Regions from separate parts of the Homo sapiens genome. Here region 2 is linked to region 1. A link is a loop called in an ENCODE intact Hi-C map of the cell type or tissue named here. Cell type or tissue: Calu3. All regions are shown on one strand. Each heading gives the region's core, and the rest is flanking DNA. Links, peaks and the distances in the headings are about the cores only. Region 1 has its middle 390 kb from the start of PRKD1. Region 2 has its middle 290 kb from the start of PRKD1.

Region 1 (11,894 bases), core at 3,465-8,464:
CTTCCTCCATGAGGCTAATCTCAAACAAGATTCTTGAGAGTTCTTCTCCAATTTTATTATCTTTTCTTTATTAACACTGTGCCATGATCATTTTTTTTTCTTTTATGTTACCTTGATTGGCGTCTGTGTTACTTGAGATGGAAGAGCCTTGGTTAGAATTGAGAGCCTTTGAGAGATGACTGAAAATATCCACAATTATTTTTCTCTGAACACTCCATGAGGCAGGACCCTTTACTTGGGAACTTGATCGATATTTGAAAAATCTTCAAAGCTGATTATATATCTATTTAAAGAAGGATTTATTATTATTATTATTGTTAATCTAGAGTAGTAATTTTTATCCCCTTTGCAGTCTGCAATCACTAGGTGGTAGAGAAGCAGAGGTGAGCTGGGAGAACAGTGCCTATTTGACCTGGCATGGTTTTATTCCTTGATAGTGAAAATATTTCAACTTTTAGTGGTCTAAAAAAGTAGGGTAGAAGACTGAGCTTGAAGGTTACAAATTTCCAGTTCCAGATACTGTGTTCTTGCCTTGGTATTATAATTTAGGAATGTATGAGACTCCCTTGTTCTGTTTGTGTGTATAGTATAAACCCAGAGGTGGGCTGGAGTCATTACCTTTCACCATAAAGGATTAATATGAGTCAGGGTCTGGAAATAAAGCTATTTTTTTTTAATAGAAAAATGAAGGTTTCTGGGACCTGGAAAAAATTGTGTCCTGCTACAACAGTATTAGAATTAGGGATATACTTTAGGAGGTTTGGCATAAATCAGTGACAAAACATTTGCAAACTGTGGGAAACGACAATATATATTCAGGAAGCGTAGCATTTAACTTAAGCAATAGGTGAATATAGAAGAGAGAGAGAGAATTATAGAGAAAGGAGGTAGCAAGGGAAGGAAAGAGAGTTGGGGAAAGATAAACAAATATGAAAAGCCAAAACAGATGGACAAGTAGCTGCTTCAATTAATGAAGAGGTTTCTGTCCTAGTTTCAGGTTGCATATGACTTAGTTGTACTCCATTTTGATGAGCTTATTATATTATTATAATAAGCATTTTTTCCTGAACTAGTTTAACTGGATTTCTCATCTTTGTAAACACACACACACACACACACACACACACACACACACACACACAGGCCTAGATACATGCATTCATTTTCGAGGTGTTTTGAGAAAACCTGTTATGTGTAACAAAGGTCATATACTCTCTGCAGAGGGTATGAAGATAAACAAAAGTTTAATTCTGCTTGGTATGTTTTGCTATAGCCAAGATAAGACCAAAGGGTGTGTTTATTCTTTTCTTTTTGTTGTATAAAAGATGAGTTTAGGGCCAGGCACAGTGTCTCACGCCTGTAATCCCAGCACTTTGGGAGGCTGAGGCAGGTGGATCACTTGAGGTCTGGAGTTCAAGAACAGCCTGGCCAACATGGTGAAACCTTATCTCTACTAAAAAATACAAAAATTAGCCAGGCGTGGTGGTGGGTGCCTGCAATTCCAGCTACTCTGGAGGCTGAGGCAGGGAGAATTACTTGAAACAGGGAGGCAGAAGTTGCAGTGAGCAGAGATCACACCATTGCACTTCAGCCTGTGCAACACAGAAAGACTCTGTCTAGGGAAAAAAAAAAGAAAAAGAAAAAGAAAAAGATAAATTTATAGAGAGCCCATGTTCTCTGGGGATTCTTAGAGAAGCAATAACAAGACAATTTCCAGCCTGGACAAGTTTGAGTCCAGCAGTGGAGGTTCACAGTCTGGCAAACCCTGGAAGGTTCTGCTTTGGTTTGGAAATCTCTGCCATTGGATAAATTCATCAAGCTGTGGGTTGCCTAGAGTTGGTAGTGTCTGCTTTTGGTGTCAGTATTTCATGTGTCAGCACTCTCTCCTCCATCCTCCACCCACCCCCTACCACTATCATTATTCTTATTCATTTATTACAGAATATTAGATTTCTTATTCATTAATTACATGTATAAAGGAATTCATTATCAACCCTGAATTCTTTATCAGGAGATTATTTTGTTTGTGAAGAGACCAAACTCTCTTGCACAGGGTCACCTTTAAAAAGGTTATTTGTTAAAGATGAACAAAGTGTCTGATTTCTTGGTAAAATTTTAGCTAAAATATGAAATGCAAACATGTTCTTTTGTGCAATTGAGCTAAACATACTTGAATCCTCTTTCCAGAAATCTAATCAAATGGAGAGTTCTAACCCTGGCCAAGTTTCCTAAAACATTCAATATACTCCATTGACCTACATCTTTGTACATTGTTAGCAGTTGAAAACATAATATTGTAGTGTGCTAAGGCTAGAATCACAGAGTATTTCAAAATAGTTCTGGAGACCTGGTTATCCTTAAATAGCCCTGCAAAAAAATCTGTCCTATATGTATTTATTGACTTTCTACACGCAATTTGCTGGCACTGTGCTGGCGTTTGAAAATAGTCTATACTATGATTCTAAATGAGAAAAGACAAAAAGTTAGAGAGTGAGGATTTGGCCCTCAAGTAGATTTTAACCTAAAAGCTTCAAAAAACAAAGGTACAGTAGGTCAGAACTATCAGAGATATGGCCATTCATATGAGCATTGTTTATTTGTCAGATAGTGGGTGCATGCCATAGATCCTCAATGTATACATTGATTTGTTCTGGGAACTCATTTACATTCATTGTTTTCTTATTTTTAAAAGGAGTCAGAATCTCACAACAATGAATATTGTGAGAATCTAATTTCAAAAATGAACAAGACAATTCTAAGAAAAATGTACAGTACCAAATTTATAAGATATCATATTTGTTCTCAATATGTTTGTATTTTAACCCCTAGAAGGAAAGACGTCATCTAAGCTGGTACCCCCACAATGTGGAACATGATTGGTGTTAAGTATCAAACTATTAGAAAAACTAATTAACATTTAAACTAGGGACAGGGAAGTGTAAAGGTGGGGTTACAGAAAGAAGGAACTAAATCGTTCTCAAAATAAGTTTACCTAACAGCAAGTGTATCCACCTGAGTTATAAATGACTGAAAATAGTACTTCCTGTGAAAGCATAAATCTTATGTTATAGTAGCCTTGTCAAGCAAAATTCTAATAAGATTTTCACGGAAAATGATACAGCCCATGACAGAAAAATGGGTGGTATGATGCAGAGGTTAATGCGAGGTCCTTGATTTTTGTGCTTTTGGATTTCAGACACACTCAGATTGAACCTCCACCATTAAAAAGACATCTTGATCTCTTCAAAGGTAGCCCTGGGACCTCAGTAACCTTTTTCTGTTTCTATGTTACTTTCCCCTGGCCTACTCCTCGGGCCATGAGCTACAGCACAGACCCATGACTGCATCTGCAGCAGTTCCAGGAGGGCCTCAGAAATGATGGAAACGATTGGCATCACCAATAGTTCTTCCACAATCACAGAATTTCAAATCTTTTTTTTTTTCCTTTAAAAGTTCTGAAATGAGCCTCAAAGGCACAATCTAGAACAAATTTCTTCATTCATATTAGATTGCCTAAATCTCTCATTTGACCAAAAAAAGCCTTCAAATATACAGAACATTAATATTTGTTTAAAAGGGGTGGGTTTATAAAAATAAGCCCTAATTTCCCACAGGTGCAGCACACACACACACAACGCCAATTATTTGAACAAATACTTTATTTATTTATTTATTTTTGAGACGGAGTCTTGCTCTATTGCCCAGGCTGGAGTGCAGTGGCATGATCTCGCCTCAGTTCAAGCTCCACCTCCTGGGTTTACGCCATTCTACTGCCTCAGCCTCCCTAGTAGCTGGCACTACAGACGCCTGACACCACACCTGGCTAATTTTTTGTATTTTTAGTAGAGAGGGGTTTCACTGTGTTACCAGGATGGTCTCGATCTCCTGATCTGCCCGACTCGGCCTCCCAAAGTGCTGGGATTACAGGCGTGAGCCACCGCACCTGGCCCTACAAATACTCTTCATTTACAAAATAATTCAGAAACTAAAAGAAAACAACTTAAGAGTTCTTATCAAAATTGGTGCTGAATATTTTCCATTTGTCCTTCCAGATCCACTCTGCTGATCCTGACCCCTATATTGGGCTGCAGGAGGCTGAGCTATGTAGACTACTTTACCTGGGCTTCCTGCCCTCTGGCTTCAGTTGGCTTCAACCCATTAAGGGAAACAGCAGGAAAAGGAAGGAGGGAGAAGCAAGAGATGTCTGAGTTGATTTCCTGGGTCCCCGCTCTTAGAGGACACTGCATGCAGACTGAATCCCCTTAATGAGGGCCAGGGCTTCCACTAAATGGTCTTCCCCAGACAAACACCTTGCTACTTCTTCCCTTTGACTCTAGAGGCAGGGAAAGTAACAGCTCCCCTCCTTGTGAGCCCCAGGGTGCTGCACTCTCTCATGTCGGTTTTCCTTCTGTGGCCTTGAACAGAAACAGAAAAACTGAGGCAAAAACATAGAGTGAATTAAACTCAATAGAGTCAGGAATTTCTGTCTGTTTTGCTCAGGGCTTAGAAAAGTACCTAGCAGAAAGTTTGTACTCAGCCTGTATCTATTGAATTAATTATTATGCATTTACATTTTTATTACATTATAATTGTTAAGTAGATAATGATCTAGAAGCTAGGAGTATAATGATCCATTAGCTAGACCCTACCCCTTCCAATCTGGAGTAGATGGAGTACTGAATATTACTGGAGCCCATGAAAGGGATTATCTTATCCATATGTTAAGACCTCCTTTTTTTTTTTTTCTGAGAAGGAGTCTCGCTCTTGTTGCCCAGGCTGGAGTACAATGGTGCAATCTTGGCTCACCGCAACCTCCGCCTCCCAGGTTCAAGGGATTCTGGTGTCTCAGCCTCCTGAGTAGCTGAGATTAAAGGCTGCTGCCACCTGCAGCTAATTTTTGTATTTTTAGTACAGACGGGGTTTCACCACGTTGGCCAGGTTGGTCTCGAACTCCTGACCTCAGGTAATCTGCCCACCTCGGCCTCCCAACATGCTGGGATTACAGGCGTGAGCCACTGTGCCTGGCTGAAGACTTCTTAACATGGAAGCTGAGAGATAAAGAAGGTATCAGCTAGTGACAGGTGACACAGCAGCCAGGTAGAGAGGAGAGGTGTTTCAGGCAGAAGAAATAAAAGCATGTACAATGGCCTGAAGAGTGAAAGCATGATTCACTCAGGCAATTGGGAAGTTCATTATGGCTGAAACACAGTATTTGAAAAAGAGAATATGGAGAAATAAAGGACAAGAAGTACACAGTCAGATTATGGAAGGGTTTATACAAAATTTTAGGAAGTTGAGATTTCATGTCAATTAAGCACTCATAGAATGGGACAGAGGGAAGGTAAGGAAAATAATAGTGTGCTCTTCTACTGCAAAATATAAACACACACACACACACACGTTCATTTTGTATCTCTCAGTCTAAAGAGGCTAAGAATCCCAGGAGTTACTGTAAAGTTATGATTCTCTCATTAATATTCTTTGACATGCTTAAATAACAACTGTGACAAAACAGTTAACAATTATTGTGTGTTTATTATGTTATGACACTATTCTAAAACTTTATACCTGTGATTTCCTTTAACACTCAGAATAACTCCTTAATACTCTGGGGTGATTGCTATTATCTGCAACTTACAGATAAGGAAAACTTAGCCACAGGGAAGTAAATGACTTGCTCAAGGACATATAACTAGTAGGTGGTAAAGGTTTTTTTTAAAAAGGGGAACAGTTGCTTTTCCTTACCACTTATAGAGGCAGGTGGGGAAAAGACCAGGGATCAACATTAATATAGAACACAAATGATAAAGGCTATGCTGATAAGCTAGCTTTATAAAAAAGCAACAAATTGTGCATGCACCTTATGCTATGGCATAGAGACCAAGTTTAGCAAATGGATGAATAAAGCATGTTGAAACCAATGTAATCACAAACACAACAATTAAATTGCTTTTCTGTAGGGAAAATTTGACAAAAAAAATTTTTAATGTCAAAGGAGACATAGAAACTAAAAAAAAAAAAAAAAAAAGAAAAGAAACTTGAATCCAAACAGGTCAGGAACCAGTAAGTCAAAGCAATGCCTTGTGCCTCCATTTTCCTAAATTAAGAATAAAGTTATACCTTATTTTATTACCATATTGGAGTGTTTAAGAATTATGCATCAGACAACCATTTGAAAATAGTCTATACTATAATTCTAAATGAGAAAGGACAAAAAGTTATTTGAGTCAAATTTCTAAGTCTAGTTTAAATAGAAAAAATAATTAATTTTTAAGAAAAAATATGCTCTGGTTGTTTGATACCAGCAGATGGCACCCTAACAAAATAATTTGTGTGCCATATGTGAACTTTTTACAGCCCTCTGTACCCTCAAATACCAGTCAAGTTCACTGTGTCCAGACAGGGTAGGAAAGAGAAAAACCAAAGTCAAAACTTCCTGTTTTCAAATCAAATAATTTTTATTTTGGGAAGAAAGAGTAGAAAAAGAATTTTCTGTATTAGTCTTCATTTTGTGAATACCAAGTTAGCTTGAATCACTGTTGCAAGAAAATCCCCTATAAATCTGCATTAAAATCCCATTATAAAAAACAACAAGACTACATTTAAAGGAATAAAATGGGCTGATCCATATATTTTCCAGCACCACCCCCCAATAAAAGGATGTTAGAGAAACAAATAGTCTTTCTGAATGCTTCAGCTGTCAGAGATGAAATAATGCTGGAGATTTTTTAAAAACAGTTTGAGAAGGACTTAAACATTAAGTTTGCATTAAGACTACTGCCACAATACCCATTTCAATTTCAGGCCTATTCAATTTGAATTGTTCAAAATAGATAATGGGTGTTTGAATTTCACACTCTTCTCTTCTCCCGCTCCCCACTATTCTTGTGATTATTGTTATTTTTAAAGCAAATATAGGATATTATGTCGAGATCATGAAAAAGTGGGTCTACAAGGGATGAGTGTGATCCTGTTTTGGCGAGAGTCAGGGTTACCACTTTTTCTTTCTTCTTCTTTTTGTCTCCTCTTTCTTAATTCCTGGCACAGTTATGTGCCATCTAATGAATGACATCTTGGTCAACTACTGACCACATATACTACAATGGTCCCATAAGATTATAATATCATATTTTTACTGTACCTTTTCTATTTTTAGGTATGTTTAGATAAAAAATACCATTACATTACAATTTCTTACTGTATTCAGTACGGTAACATAGGCTATTTCATATAGCCTAGATGTGTCCTAGGCTACACCATCTAGATTCGGGTGAGTACAAGCTATGATGTTCCCACAAGGATGAAATCACCCAGTGACGCACTTCTCAGAACATCCCTGTCGTTAGGTGACACATGACTACATTCGATTTAAGAATTCAGCCAGATTTGACAGGGCGTGGTGGCTCATGCCTGTAATCCCAGCACTTTGGGAGGCCGAGGCGGTGGATCACTTTATGTCAGGAGTTTGAGACCAGCTTGGCTAACATGGTGAAACCCCGTCTCTACTAAAAATACAAAAATTAGCTGGGCGTGGTGGCAGGCGCCTGTAATCCCAGCTATTCGGGAGGCTGAGGCAGGAGAATCGCTTGAACCCAGGAGGCAGAGGTTGCAGGGAGCCAAGATTGCGCCATTGCACTTCAGCCTTGGTGACAGAGTGAGACTCTGTTTCAGAAAGAAATGGAAATAAATAAAAAGAAAGAAAGAGAAAGAGAAGGAAAGAAGGAAGGAAGAGAAAAGAAAGAAAAAGAAAGAGAGGACGGAAGGAAGGGAGTGAGGAAGGAAGGAAGGAAGGAAGGAAATCAGCTAGCCAGATTTGCAGTTTTCCTATTATTATTATTATTATTATTATTATTATTATTATTATTATTTGTTTTGAAACAGAGTCTCGCTCTGTCGCCAGGCTGGAGTGCAGTGGCGCGATCTCCCCTCACTGCAACCTCCACCTCCCGGGTTCACGCCATTCTCCTGCCTCAGCCTCCCGAGTAGCTGGGACTACAGGCGCCCACTACCATACCTGGCTAATTTTTTCTTTTTTTCTTTTTTCTGTTTGGACTTTTAGTAGAGACGGGGTTTCGCCATGTTGGCTAGGCTGGTGTTGAACTGACATCAGGTGATCCGCCCACCTAGGCCTCCCAAAGTGCTGGGGTTATGGACATGAGCCACCGCGCCCGGCCAGTTTTCCTATTATTTTCTGTTATTTTCTTATAGCTGAGGAGTAATGACCGAAGTTATTAGCCCTTTTTAAAATTAAGCCTTCTCATCTACTTCACTCTTCTAACAAATAGTTGTTACCTTCTAAAAAGATGCCAGTTATAATTAACTTTCAGGAAACTGTAAGAAACGAACTAAGCTTTGGTATAAAAACTACCCAGGGTCGGCCAGGCGCAGTGGCTCACGCCTGTAATCCCAGCACTTTGAGAGGCCGAGGCGGGCGGATCACGAGGTCAGGAGATCGAGACCATCCTGGCTAACACGGTGAAAACCCGTCTCTACTAAAAATACAAAAAAAAAAAAAAAAAAAATAGCTGGGAGTGGTGGCACACATCTGTAGCACCTGTAGTCCCAGCTACTTGGAGACTGAGGCAGGAGAATCGCTTGAAGCCGGGAGGCGGAGCTTGCAGTGAGCTGAGATCGCGCCACTGCACTCTAGCCCAGGCGACAGTGTGAGACTCTGTCTCAAACAAACAAACGAACAAAACAACAACAACAACAACAACAAAAACGACCCAGAATCAAAGATGAGCCTTCGCTCTAAGACGGAAACTCCAGATATGAGGCAGCAGCAAAACGCAACATTCACGAGCAATCTACTTTCGTGGTATACTAGCTACAGAGAAAGAAGAAAGACAAGGAAGATTGAGGACGCTGATTCCCAGCGCAGGCATGAGATGTGCCAAATTGTGAAGACCATAACGATGCAAAAGGGAACTGCAGCTTCCTGTTCGTTTTCTCTGCCTTCTAGGTCTGTTCTAGGATGAAATCTTCTGATCTTCCAGAAACGGCTGAAATCAAATATATAATTTCATCTTCTTTATGATCTTGAATGAGAAAAGAGAAAGAATAAATAGCCCAATCGGTTATTTTAGAGATAAGAGTGTGTATGGGAGAAATCAGAGTGATTTTCTTGCTGAGAAGATGGAATGGCTACTGGAGGCAAAACCCTTTGGGAAACCCAATGAAAAGAGAAGCTACTTCCCCAAACCTTTGGGAAACAAGTAAAACCAGTGCTTTGTAGATGAAATACATGATGAAGGCGATGAAGGCAATGAAGCTCAGTGCATTAACAGCCAGCCTTGACTATGAAGTTTGCAAACAATGATGGTTAACATGTATTGAGCACAGCATACGACTTAAGGAGACTTCTACACTTTCTACTTTAATTAATTGTGTATAAGAATCCTATGATCTTGTTGCTCTTGCACATACATTTTAAACCTGAGAACTCTGCAGCACAAACAAGATTTACTCCAAATCACTCAGGTGTTCTAGGCCCACCTTCAACCACTGATCCATACAAACTCTCTAATAATTACACGGGAAATTTTTGTAAGCACTAAGTTTTTTTTTCTGGGAGAAGTCGATACCCTACTCCTATTACCACTGTCTGAACAAAGATGAAGAAAGATTGGGCTTTTATAAAGCAAAAAGAGAAGGTAATTTTCTTTCCTTAATTTTGGCACAATGGAACTTTTTGGGCTGATGACAAAGCTCAAAACTACCACAATTTGACACCGCCTGAAAATTTGGGTCAGCTGTCTTTATTTCACAGTGCGTGGTCAGCATAACTGATTGTCAGTGTCTGTAGAAAGGATTTCCCACTCCTCACCAGAATGAGGTCAAGGTTAGGAGGCACAGAGAGAAAGGTAACAGCAGGTAGAGATTGAATAAAGGACACCAGTGCTTTCAATAGATGCAGGAAGGCTGTTTTGGAAACACTGCAGAAGAGCAGTCAGCAAAGGAACACATCACGATGGTTTCAAGCCAATGAGAGGGGCCTCGAGACTTCTCTCTCTATCCAAAGAGACCCCTTTCTGGGGATAAGAGAGAAGTTCTATTAGTTTGGAGTCTCCCACTCTCTTGATGACTAGTCTGGCATTCTAACATTAGAATCATGCCTGAAGACTCCTTGGTCGAATGTAAAGTTATGAGTGCCACTTGAGAGTCTGTTCTTCCTCTAGAAAGACATAATAATGCTCATGGAATACTACTCAGCCATAAAAAGAATGAAATCATGTATTTTGAAGCAACATGGATTGACCTGGAGGCCATTATCTTATGTGAAATAATCCAGAAACAGAATGTCAAATACTGTATGTTCTCACTTATAAGTCGGAGTTAAATAATGCATACACATTGTCATAGAGAATGGAATGATAGATACTGGAGACAAGGAAGGATAACGGGAAGGTGGATGAACAATTACTTAATAGGTACAATGTGCACAATTCAGGTGATGGTTACACTAAAAGCCCTGACCTCACCATGTCCCATATCCGTGTAACTGCACTTGTACCCCCTAAATCTATTAAACCATTAAAAAAACAAAGACTTAATGATGGCAGGCCCTGCCAACTAACTCCTTGATGAAGGAGCAGCTCAAACCCATTCACCTTTCTTTCCTTCTTGGAGTTCCACAATGCAGGTGGTTCCAGGGTCTTCTTAACTACCACTATCTTTTCACACTCACTTCCCATCAGCCCAATTTGTTTTTCCACTTTATACTAAAGAACTCCAAAGAGAGAAGCTAACAAAACCTATTAAAGGTAAAAGTTGAGTAAGTACAGTCATTAGCTTCTCTGAAGTTATTTTCCCCCTTCTGTGTATTATCACCATCAAGGCTAGGCTGATGTTTAGCAAAGAGCACCTGTCAAAACAAAAGAAGAGTTTCACACCTCACAATTTTAAGCCCCAGGTAAGAAACTCAGCCTGGTGGATCGACAGAGAGGAAGACAAGAAACCTGAAACTCCAAGACTTGAAGTAGAGTTAAATGAGTTTCCTCTGGGTACCAACAGGCTTTTGTTTAACACGATTAAATCCTCTTTGTTTCATTACAGACATCAATGTGAAAACAAACAGTGTGATCAAGATAAAGGCCTGGAGGAGCATTCTGTTTCTCTTTTTCGATCTTTTTCTTGGAGAACTATCACCACCTCTCAGTGGATAGGCTTAAAGGAACTTAACTGGCTCACAGAAAATTGATGAGCTGAGTAGAGCAGGTGTACAGGAAAGCTTTGAGCTGTGGGGTTAGGGAATGGAAAAAGTGTGAAGCACTATGTCCATGACCAGATCGGGTGATAAGAGGACTGGCTTCCTTTGCTATCTAATTAATTGCCTTTCTTTTCAAAACAAGTCTTTGATTTCAAGAAGCACCTGCAGAAGATAAGAATGACTCCTACTGAAATGTAACAACCAAAAAGCCCATTTTGGGGTTGGGGATTGAGGGTGGGAGTGTAGAGTTGGGGAACAGGAGAATGGAGATGGAGGAAGGAGAAGTTACAGCCAGGGACCAAAACAAAAAAATATCGACGAGTCAAGAGACAGCAGTCAGCTAAATCCTATCAGGGATGCGACAAAATTGATACTAGTGTGCCTTTCCAAAGCAATTCTTTCTATATTATTAAATTGCTTATTTCATTGTTTTTAGACAACACTAACTCCTCTTCCTAAACAAAACATGGACATTGTCAGCATAACAGCTACACTGAACTGACAGAAGCTGGGGTCATCCATATACACATTTTAATTACCTCTTTTCAGTCAGGAACATCATTAGAAGTTTATTATTACCCGCCACTATCTTGTGATCTTAATTGGCTTCCTTCACAGACGACACCCTGAAGCCAATGCAGAAGCTCTGGCAGCCTCCCAGAGACAGTGACCAGATCGGTGGCAC
Region 2 (11,894 bases), core at 2,559-7,558, 680 kb before region 1:
TGAGGCCAAACAGTGACAGAAACATGGAGCACAAAGCATGGATTATCCATAACTTGGCCCATTGGTGTGGCTTCTCCTCCCATTATACCCTCAAATCACCACGAGCTTTTCTAGAGACATTTTCTTTGGCCTCATGGTATTGCATATATGCTTGAGATAGACCATAAAGCACCAAACTATCCTTTTTAGAACCCAGAAATCACGATTCCCTTTTTCTACCTCTACCTTCAATTTTTGTGGCAATGGAAAAAGAATTCAAAATCAGGCTGAGCAAGTCCATTTGGGTCTTAGGAAACAAGTCAATTGTTTTTATTTTCTCTACTCCCAAGATACTCTGGGGTTGGTACACAGCAGCCTGGAAAAGAGAAGCATCCATGGGCCATCTCATTTCTGACTCAGTCAGCCAGCTGGGTGTTGAGACTATTTCCATGGCTTCCAATCCGTCAATGCTTGAAAACATTTACTACGGAAAGGATCGCTGGCTCGGGGAAGACATTTGTCTAATTCGGCAACAGTACTTTACACTGCATTTCCAGATTATGCCTCTCCTTGAAAATGATCTATTACAGGAGCAGTTTATAAAATTAAACACTTGTCATTATGCAATGCAAAATTCATGAAGCAACCAAATGTCAGGGATCTACATATTTAAAAGATGGGAGCTTTAGCATTTCTTCCCTGGCAGGGATTCTGAGCAGTAAAAGGCCCAGAGAAAAACATAGCTAATCACAAAGCTGTTTTGGAATGGACCAAACCATTCCTTTTTGGGACTGTTAGTCCAAAGGGACCCTCTTTCTCTGGTGGAAAAATAATTGTCTACTTAATAATTATTTATTGAATATTTGTGTGCCAATCAATGTGCAAAGTACTGGGACAACATCAATGAATAGAAGCAGTGTCCTGGCTCTCATGGAGCCAACATTCTAATGAGAATGAGGTGAGAGAGGTAGGCAATAAACAAGTAAACAAATAAATGACATGAAAAAAAATTTTTTTTTATAATGTTCCCTCCCTACCCACACATCTTTTTTTTCTATTAGAGAAAAAGGATATCTATCATCTCAAACTACAGTAGCCTTTTTTGAATTGCCAGGGACAAGTTACTCATCTGTGAACTGTTAACACGGAGCAATTATGGGGTACAGGGTACCACTCTAGTTACAGACCTGCTGGAATATGATAGGGTAAAAAATAAATTAGCTATCTGCAAGAAACTTTCTTGGAAGAAATACAAAACACACTCTTGATAAAGCTGATGATCATGCTGTTAGAGCCCCCTTGTCCATGTTCTCTCCTATTACTTTGCTACTAGCTTTGGAGGATAGAGGAATAAATACTCATTCCTAGGTAATTTAAGCCCTTGCATAGGGGCCCAATTACCCATCCATTTGAAGCTCATAAAGAATACCCCTGGCCAATTCTCATGCCTCAGCCTCCTGAGTAGCTGGGACTACAAGTATGCGCCACCACATCTGGCTAATTTTGGTACTTTTTATTAGAGACAGGGTTTTGCTATGTTGGCCAGGCCAGTCTCAAACTCCTGGCCTCAAACACCTCAAGTGATCTGCCCACAATGGCCTCCCAAGGTGCTGGGATGTTCTCTCCCATTATTGCTTTTAGCTTTGGAGGATAGAGGAATAAATACTCATGGCCAGGTTTGGGCCTGTGATAGATACAGGAGCATTAGGCAACTTAAGCCCTTGCACAGGGGCCAATTATCCATCCATTTTAAGCTCATAAAGAACATCCGTGGCTACTCAGGAGGCTGAGGAATGAGAATTGCTTGAGCCTGGGAGGCGGAGGTTGCAGTGAGGTGAGATCGCACCACTGCACTCCAGCCTGGGTGACAGAGCAAGACTCTGTCTCAAAAAACAAACAAACACACACAAAAAAACAAAAGAAGACCACTTGCTAGAGGGACCAGTGACTTACGAGTCTACCTCTAATACCTTCTCCATTGAGAACCATATCTACTGGCCATGATTCCTCTTGGGTGTCTGTGCTACCAGTTGAGACCCATGGATATGTTACTGCCTTCTCCTCAGAGCTCTGTTGTCACCTCTCATACCATACTCACCAGTTCACCCCAAAGCAATTCTGTCATGAGATTTACACCTGGCTGCTTTGGCACAGTCATTTTGATGCTAGGAACTTTTTGTCATGGAAACATGGTTTTGACATAATATTTTAGCCTCTGACTTTCAGTGTTTTAAAATACACATTATGTTGACAGTTAAGAGTGTAGTAAAGATCAAGGATATTGATTTTGCATGTTAATTAGTAATGACAAGAAAAATAGTGATCTTACATATTGAAAGTGCCATTTTGATGTCAAAGTAGCTACATCAAAATGATTTTGTCAAAATTGATGCATTAATCACAATGTCAAAAAGTTCTTCTTGGATTGTCCTCTTACTTCATCTTCATCACTCATCTAGGGTATAATGGAAGATCCTATTCCAGAAAACTTCCTAATCTGAAAACGACATGGGCATCCAGCCTCAGCAGCAAACCACATAAATTGGACATCATGTGGCTCTCCTGGTAAGGCACAACAACATGCACGTAGGCCAGAAAGCAGAAACCATCTATCTACTGGGGTCATGGAGGCCATCAAACAATGGCTTGTTCACATTCTTTTTATGAGCATCCAGATTTCCCTGAAAGTGCGACCACTGAGGAGGATCTCAGAGTAGAAGAGAGATCAAAGACAGATGTTATCCATCTTAGATTGCCATCAGGTGTGTGTGCATTTTGAGAAATTAATAAGACCTAGTTTTTGGAAGGAGTGAATGAGCATTCCAGAGGGAAAGACTGTTGTGTGCAAAATATTCCTGTGCAGAGAATGCTAGAAAAGTGAATTTGACTGGAACTTGGGACACGTTCAGGGAGCGAGTGAAAGAAAATGAAATGTAGTTGGAGAAGGGCCTTGAATGTGTGTGGCTACAGAAATGGATGTGATATTGAGAGGCAATAAGAAGCTATTATGACTTTTAACAGGTAAGCTACGTGACAGCAAACTGGTTGAAAGACTACCCAAACTTCTTTGTAAGAGGAACTGGTACAGGAGTGGAACTGGAAGCTAGGAGAGCTGCCCTAGAAGTTTCTCTGCAACCCAGGCATAAGGCAATGAGGATTTAACCTCATCGTAAACTGGTTGCTGAAGTGGAAATAAAGATGCATATTTGAATGAAATAAAGAAGAAGGAATTTGCAAGTCTTGGGGAAAGATTAAATATCAGGAGTTAAAGAAGGATAACTCCAAAACGAATCTAAGATACTCAGCTTAGCTGAAGATTGGCCATGGTGTTGCCATTGATAGTAATGGACAAACTTGGGAAGTATGCCATTTTGAGGGTGAGAATCATGAATCCAAAGTTTACTATTATAGTGTTGATGGGACAACCAAGAAGAACTATTCTGCTATGCGGATAAATGATGGTATGGGCTTGGAAAGAGTTTGAAAAATCACAGTAGAAATGGAAGATTTAAGACCTTTGTGGAAGTGGAATTATGTGATCAAATTATCATGATCACCATCACTGTCATCATGAAGCATTGTGTGAAGATACAGTGGGAGTGAGTAAATGTGTTTGTAAAGTCACAGACATAGATATGGACAAAATCCAAGTTTAGATATAGTCCTCAATAAGGGAAGAGAAGAAATCAGTAAAACCATTGGAAACAATGAGGTATTTGATAAATAGAATTGGCGAATAGAATAGAGAGTGCTTCAAGAAAGGGTTGTAATCAGGGTGTCATGACGAAGCAATGAATTCAAGAAGGGGGAATGGAATCTGATCATCTAGAGAGGCTAACTTCCTTTTGAGAAAGTCATGAGTTTACAGGCATGGTTAAGTAGGGAGTGGCTGCAGAAGTAGAGACTATAATAAAATAAAGTTTAGAAAGGACAGAATCGAAATCAGAGGAACTCAGAGGTCATCTATGATAACCTCCTCTCCATTTCAGGAGTCACGTTCAGGAGCTGCAGCCCTAACAGATACTCACTCTGTCTTGTTGGAAGGACACCGTCTAATTTGTTAGGCGGTTGATTCTATATTGGGAGATTAGCATATTGGGTTAGTGAATTCTCCATTTCATTGAGATAAAAATACAAAAAGATACAACCACGGAAGGAAGAAATTTGCTGGTAGCAGGAAAGTGTGGAGGGTTCAAGTAAAGTTCTTATATTTATTTTAACTAGAAGAGAGGTTTGTGTATAGTTAAAGGAAAAGAAAAAGAAGCATGAAAGAGGAAAGGGTTAAAGAGTAGCAAGGAGGCGGATGGTGAAGCTTCTTTGAGGCCAGAGGCAGGAAGTGATCAGAGACGCAGATGGAAAGGTTATTTTCATTTGATTTATCCACCCACTAACCGGTGTCTGATATAGTGCTTTTAGCATAGCGTGTGTGCAACACAGAGATGTGCTGATTGATTAATTGAGGAGAAGAAAGGTACTTTTGAGATCCAAGAAAAGATAAAGGGGGGGATTCAGAAAAGGATCTGGGATCTAACGAGTGACACAAATCCCGTGAGCTGAGGAGCAAGACAAATTCAGAAGCTTCACTTTTGGCCACTATAAGGAAAATGGCTGCTGTTTTAGTCAATTTTAAAGATAATGATTTTTTTAAGCCATCTGACTCCTTTGTGCCTTCTATCAGAATTGAAGTAATAGGCAAGTCATTCAGATAAAACTGTCCCTCCTGGAGGAAGAGACATGCCAAGAGAACCTTGGCCAGATGGGAGCTGTAGAAAGGGGCTCAGAGGGGCATTTTGCTTGCCCAGTCAGTTTGGATTTAAACCAGGTGCCTCCAGGGTAGGCCAGAGCTTTGCCAGTCAAGAGCAGGGGTGTAAGCTGCCATTGTGTGAAAACAAGTTAAGTTGCTTGGTTCCAGGGAATGTGGTCCAAGTGTCATAAATGCATCTGTTTAATAATGCATATCAGTAGCTCTTCCAGAATTTGGGTGCCTTGAGCTGCCTTTGTTTCCTCATTTCCAGAAAAATGAACAAGTCCGTGTCTTGACAAAAGCACTAGATGGCAGCATAGGACATCTATTCAACTGTCTCTCTCCACAGGCTGCTGGAATTTTGACAGATACAAAACGGTACCTGTGGTTTTGTGTATAAAACTGGTATAACTGTTTGTACATTTAAAAAATGTAACAATAAATTAAACATAAGGGAAAAGGGTTGCTAATAAATACAGTGTTAGACTGCATTTTTGTATACCAGGTGACAAGCCTGGGCATTCAAACCTGATTTGTGTAGGGGATGGGCAGGATGGGAAGCGAGTTGAAAGAGTTGCAAAATGTACACGCTGGGTGGTTATAGCTTCCTTGAGGGTTGTTGTTGATTTACCCATATGTCTGTGTGCATTCCATAGAGGTGAAAATTTAGGGAAGTGAGGGGTACGATATGTCTGAAAGTCTGGATACAAGGGACTTTGGAAGAAAGCAGCATTCTGTGATTCTCTGACTCACTGTTTTGATGGGTGGAAGGTGAAAGTGTGAGCTCATTATATGTGCTTTTCTTAAAGAGGCAAATAATGCCTCCCCATTTTCTTACTCATCATTTAGAAAGTGGGCCTATGAAGCCTGCACACATTGTAGCCTATAGGACTAGGCTCAGTATATACTATCATCTTTTCTCTTTAGTCTGGATTGATTCACTTCCTTGGTTAGAGCAACTGCTACCTGAGACACTAAGGGCATAGGTTTGATTCCAGTCAGAGTCAGTTGGTATGCTACAGAAAAGAAGAAAACAAACAAAAAAAAAAATCCCAGGATCGCACACGGAAAATCCACTTAACCAGCTCTACAAAGATTCTTCACCACTTCTAGAAAAGTAATTCAAAGCACACATCCTGTCAATATATATGGTCAGAAGCATTATCTTTTTATTCATTCTTTCATTGAACAAACATTTGTCATCTACTATGTGCCAAGCATTGTGCTGGGTAATGAAAGAGATCTAAAAAAACACAAAACCAAACCAAAACAAAAATAACCCAAACACTATGTAACATAATACACATCTCCTTTATTACAAAGATGATGTTAATAATAATAACTATTGGTATAATGGTTTATAGTTCCTGACACACTTTCATCCACAATATCTTATTTGGTTCTTACAATGATCCTGCCATTTGGATTTTTTTGCAGGTGAGGAACTGAGATTTAGAAATTATTAATAATTTGCCTAGATCATAGTCAATTAGTGGTATTTCCAGCACTCAAAACTAGTATTTTGATTCTAATTCCTAAACTTTTTTTACTATACCATACAATTATAAAGAAAATGCTTCATATTTTATACCATTTCAAGCTCTTTTCTGAAAACATTTTGGTCTCAGGAATCTGGGAAATTTAGATCAAAGGTTTGAATTCAAGTGCTATGTGATTATTTATCTGGTAAATACAGTTTAGAAATAAAGAAGTTTTCCACTAACTGTAGAATAAAAACCTGTAATGTGCCAAGGAAGAAAATTTCACTTTGATTTATTCTTATTTTGTTTCTTGTTTGTAAATAGGGCAAATATCATATATAAGAATGCTACTGAAACAGCATTTGTCCTACTATATATATAGAGAGAGTGTATATGGACAGAGAGTGACAGAATACAAATTTCTTATGGCGAAGGAAGGGCTGTTTTCCAGATATTTCTTTACTTCATATGCCTAAATGTCTCTCATTTCACTCATTGTTTTTCCTGGGTTTCTGTGTTTTGCTCCAAATCATATACCCACCACAGTGCAAACTGCCTGGCACGTAGAGGCTTTTCATTTAGTTGTTGAATGAATGGAGTAAAGAAAAGCAGAGTCCATCTATTAACCTCATTTGGTCCAGCCCCAGCCAACCTTCTGCCTCATTCCAGGGGATCTCTCAATTTTAAGAGCAGAACTTACCTCAAATCCTATCTATAAAACAAGACTGTCCCTAACCTTCGCTTATAGTGTATAGTCTATTGCTGTACAATTTAGCACCTGTTTTTAGGTTTTCTTGTATTCTCTGGTTGTTTCACGTGGGCAAGTAACGTTTCCCAACCAGAGCATCAGGTCTAGGAGGGCAGTGCTTGTCATCACATAATATCCGTTTACTTGCATCTCACAACATGTCTATTTAAATCTGTAAATTCTGTGTAGTCACGCCTTTCTCTGGTGGCACATTCCAGTCTAATTCCATCTGCAGGCACTTGAGCATGAGCAGGGAGGTGGAGATGCTATCTTTTGGGAGGTGCTGCACCAGGTGAAATCATCCTATTTCAATGCGGGCATTCAAAGCCAACAAAGACGCCGTGTTGCTTTATTCCCAGGGGCTGCTGATTGCCCATTTTAGTGATCTGAGTCCATCATCTCGTTCTTAGCTGGTCACAAAGGGCTAGTTGTAAACAACCACTGTCCAAATTGATCATATTACCCAGGAGATGAGCAACCACCAGGTATAATCTCAGTTGGTGTCTGGAAGGCTTATAGCATAGGCTGTGATGTAAATCAGAAGCAAAGACCATAAAAAAGTAGGTTGATTTCCTCTTACTTAGCATTCAGTGGAATGAATCATTTAAATGCTTAGTGATTTTTTTAAACTAGCGTTCAACATAGAGATTAATGAGGTTTTTTTCCCTTCTCTGCTTTCTGTGTACATAAGCCCACAGTTGGCTTATCCATAGGCAATATGTTACCATCTATATGATAGGATTTGAAGTATACTACAAAGTCCTTAGACTTTTCCCTTACTGGCCTACTATAGTACAATCATTAGAATCATTTATTTTGGATAAGGCATTGTCTCTAGAAAAAGTCTATAAAAATGGCTATTACCTGCCAGAGACATTATTAACAAGGAATAATTCATTAGGTTGCTTAATTTTCACTCAACATTGGCACCACTGCTATCCCCCAAGCTCCCCAGAATAAGTAAGAGGGCAGAAATGGAAAAATCACTCTGAGGTAGAAATTTCTAAAACTGTCTTTATTCAGTTTATAATTAAAGTTAGAGTCAATGGAAATTTGGAACCAACCAAAAGGAAAATTTAAATCTTGTTGTGAGAATATTTTAAATACTAATGTTCCCCCTGCTATGTTGGTGTTACAATTCTCAATAGGAAATGATTCAGAATTCCTTCTAAGCCTTTATGTGGGGCCACAAGAATGTGGAAATACTTCTGCTTTCCTCAAGGACAAGAGACTAAGAGATCAAAGTCCAAAGTCAATCATAAGAGACCAGAGATCCAGGCCAAGTGTTGGAGCTTTCTGCTCAGGGATGCAAGAGCTGCATGGCTTATTCTAGGCATGGGGTGTCCAAGTTCTGTCTTTCCTGCCCTCTATGTTTCCTTTGTAAATCTTAGGGACCTTTTTGAATCTCAAATTCGAACAGATGACAAAAGCCTCTCTTCAAATGAGCCCGTAGGGGTGTGAGTGTGAGTGTGTGTGCACATGCCCTCAGGAAAGGGGCAAAGGAAGTCTCTCACAGACTGAGATTAAACCTGACAGTGCAAATTAATTTTACTGCACAAAGATTGTGCCTGAAGCCCACACTTACATTTAGTGCCTGCTTTCATAAATGAAGAAAATAGTTTGAGAAAGAGGTGAAACGATCAAAAGCACATTGTTATTATTATTATTTTTTAATCTTATGGAGTGATGGAGAAGAGAGAAAGGGCAGGATCCCAGTTCCACATTCTCAAGCATTATCCCACTAGATTGGTCTGAGGTTTGAGGTACAGCTTCGCTTGGTCTCAGGTCTGATTAGCCCATTATGAAACTACTGGTTCGTGGTTCTTCTATCAATGTCCCAAACCCCTCTATAGCTGCTCTTGCCTTTAAGGTTTGGCCTTTCTCACTTTGATGACTCACCTCTTGCTCTGTCAGAGGTTCAGGGAAATACATGCTTTCATGGGACTATTCCAGGGAGAGCACACAGCAACACAGAGTGGGAATGAAGTGCGGCCCTGCAGCCTGGTTCCTGGTTCCAGTGTCCCATCTTCTTATGGTCTTTAGTCTTTGTGATGTATACCTGTATGTTATCATTTCGTATTTGTGATACCAGCTCTGGAAAACCTGATCATTTCTTTGCAGGCACCACATCTATAGAATTAATAGATCTGTGGGCCTAATTAAGAAGAGAATCTCTAAGGCACCAGATCTCTTAGCAACTCAGGCTAAACTACTTCAGTTGCCAAATAATCAGTTTTGCATTTAGCAATGTGCTTGAAGTTGAACTGTTTTAGGGAGAAGAATGAGAATCAAAGGATTCTGTGTGTTTTTGTGTATATGGTATCATAGCGGTGGTGGTGGTGGTGGTGGGGTGTGTGTGTGTGTGTGTGTCTCCGTGTGTCTGTGTATGTATGTGTGGATAGTGAATCTTGTATTTCCACAGCTTAGTCAAATTAATAGGAATAATACTATCATACGGTTTTAGGCAAGTTGTTCACTTACGTTATTGGCATTTTCAAGTATCTGTAGCTGGGCCAAATGAAAACTGGACTAAACTGTACATTCAGTTACTTTACTCTCTATTTAGTTCTACCAGACAGCTCAAATGTCAACAGATCAGTATGTGGTACTGACAAGACAGCATAAGGTTCTAGAAAGGGCTCAGGCTTTGGGGACTAGTGTTCTGGCCTTGGCATACTGTCCAACCTGTGCAACACCTCAGATGATTGTTAGGAGGAAGAACCTAGGTGTACCAAGGAAAGCGCCCAGCATGTGGCCTATCATCTAGCAGGTTTCAACAAATGGACCGTCTCTTTCTACCTGGCATATTGAGCAAATTGTCCTTACTTTAGAAGCCACAATATGACTCCCTTTTTGTCATTCTCCCCCCAAAACCTTATTTTCCAAATAAATTTAAGACATAGTAACAAGATACCTATTGCTATGGTTTGAATGTCCCCTCCACAACTCATGTTGAAATGTAATTGCCATTGTGACAATATTAAAAAGGGAACTGTTAAGATGTAATTAGCCTGTGAGAGCTCTGTCCTCATGGATGGATTAAAGCTGTTATCATGGGAGTGGGTTCCTGATAAAAGCAAGCTCAGCCCTATCTTTCTCTCTCTTGTTCTTTTCTGCTCTCTTGCCATGTGATGCCTTCTGCCATGAAATGATGCAGTAAGAAGACCTTCCCCAGATGCAGCCCCCCCATCTTAGACTTCCTAGCCTCCAGAACCATGAGCCAAATGCATTTCTTTTGAAAATAATTTACCTAGTTTCTGGTATATTGTTATAGCAACACAAAATGGACTAAGACACTACCTAAAGCCATATATTTTTGACATGAGAAAATATTTTCTTATGTTTACTGTGGGGACTTTAAAAATTCTGAGCTCTAGCCTTGGGAATCCATTGAGTAATCACGTGACTTTGAGCAAGGATTGCAGGAGCTCTAAGTCACCATTTTCTTCACATTAATATAAAAATTATCCATCAAAGATCTAACTCAAATGTCTATGCTGGCTTACAACCATCTCTCTCACCTTTGTGAATTCTGACTGCCATGAGAGTTGCATGTTTTAGAATTATTTATTCCATGTTAGTAACATCTCTCCAAATAGATAGCTTACCTTTTTTCCTGCAATAAAAGTATATATTATATATATATATATATATATATACACACACACACACACATATATACATATATACACATATATAGTATATATACTATGGTATTTTCTATAATAAAAATATTTATTGATCGGTGGATGATATTGGTAATTTTAATATCTAGGGAGTAAATATCTAGAATATGAATGACTGCATTTGGGTCTCTTGCTTTTTCTTCTTCCTCCATCACCTTACCTATTTTACAGCTCCAACCCCTCTCACTAAACAATGGGCAGGACAGAGCAAAGACAATCTGGTCTCTTAGTCCACTCATTGATGAAAGAGAATTTGAGAAACCATTGCCTAGAATGAGAGTTTTGAGTTATCTGTGGTTTTTAAATTATTCATTCATTCTTTATTGGCAAGGTTCTTCTAGGGAAAACCTCATAAAAGCTTTACACAAGAACTGATATTATTACAGAGAGGAAGGGTTAAGTATAACATGAGGAATTAAATATAAGTACTGCAGCTGTTCAGCTGGGTATAATAATACACACCTGATGCTATTTATATTCTGCTCTCCTAGTAGCAGCTGCTAAGAATTTTTAAACAAAGAAAGCACTGAATATTTGCATAACTAATTCCAAATTTGGGAACTTGCTTTATTTTTGTTAATAATGGAAAGGAGAAGGAAAATACATCAAGACTATATAATTGGTGGAACCAGTTAAATGCTTTCTTTCTTTTCTTTTCTTTCTTTCTTTTCTTTCTTTTCTTTCTTTCTTTCTCTTTCTTTCTTTCTTTCTTTCTTTCTTTCTTTCTTTCTTTCTTTCTTTCTTTCTTTCTCTCTTTCTTTCCTTCCTTTCTTTCTTTCGTCTCCTTCCTTCCTTCCTTCTTTCCTTCCTCCCTCCCTCCCTCCCTCCCTCCTTTATTGCTACAGGTGAGGGAGAGGAGGAGGAATAAAAGGAGAAGTTGGGAAGAGATATATATGTCACAAGTGGGCCAGTTGCTGTTCTGCTGGCCTCTGCCATGATGACAACTGAGAAAATATTCCTAACAGCTCTCATGTCTCCATTTCAGTAGCTACCAATATCACACTATCCTAACACTGGAGTGCCACAGGCCAGTCCACATGCTATAGAAAGTGCTATAATATAGCTTCTATTTACCAACAGCAGACAGCCTGAGCACTGTGAGCACATTTCCCATATGGCACCGCATGGCAGAATTGCGGGCTTTACCAAAACATTGTTGACCTTACATACATTCACAAAAAGATTAAATAAAGCCCATTTCCAGGGCCTGAAACAGTTTAACACCAAAAACAGTGTTTTCTCTTCTAGTTCTTACA

The links. A loop is a pair of places that touch in the nucleus more often than their neighbours do. Peaks named below come from ENCODE experiments on the same cell type or tissue, not always from the same donor. Only the 100,000 strongest peaks of a DNase experiment are listed, where the experiment ranks them.
Region 2: a loop joins it to region 1, with 7 times the contacts of the local background. A loop is called at or near these places in 56 of 110 quality-filtered maps.

What each region holds. Positions count from the first base shown.
Region 1 is chr14:29,531,513-29,543,406 of GRCh38, reverse strand. No RefSeq gene overlaps it. Among named protein-coding and RNA genes, the nearest start is that of PRKD1, 390 kb to the left of the region's middle. In Calu3, for the core only: a CTCF peak has its summit at 6,378; no DNase peak of the experiment used is centred there.
Region 2 is chr14:30,207,796-30,219,689 of GRCh38, reverse strand. No RefSeq gene overlaps it. Among named protein-coding and RNA genes, the nearest start is that of PRKD1, 290 kb to the right of the region's middle. In Calu3, for the core only: CTCF peaks have their summits at 4,798 and 5,006 (motif pointing right); a DNase peak (open chromatin) is centred at 5,049.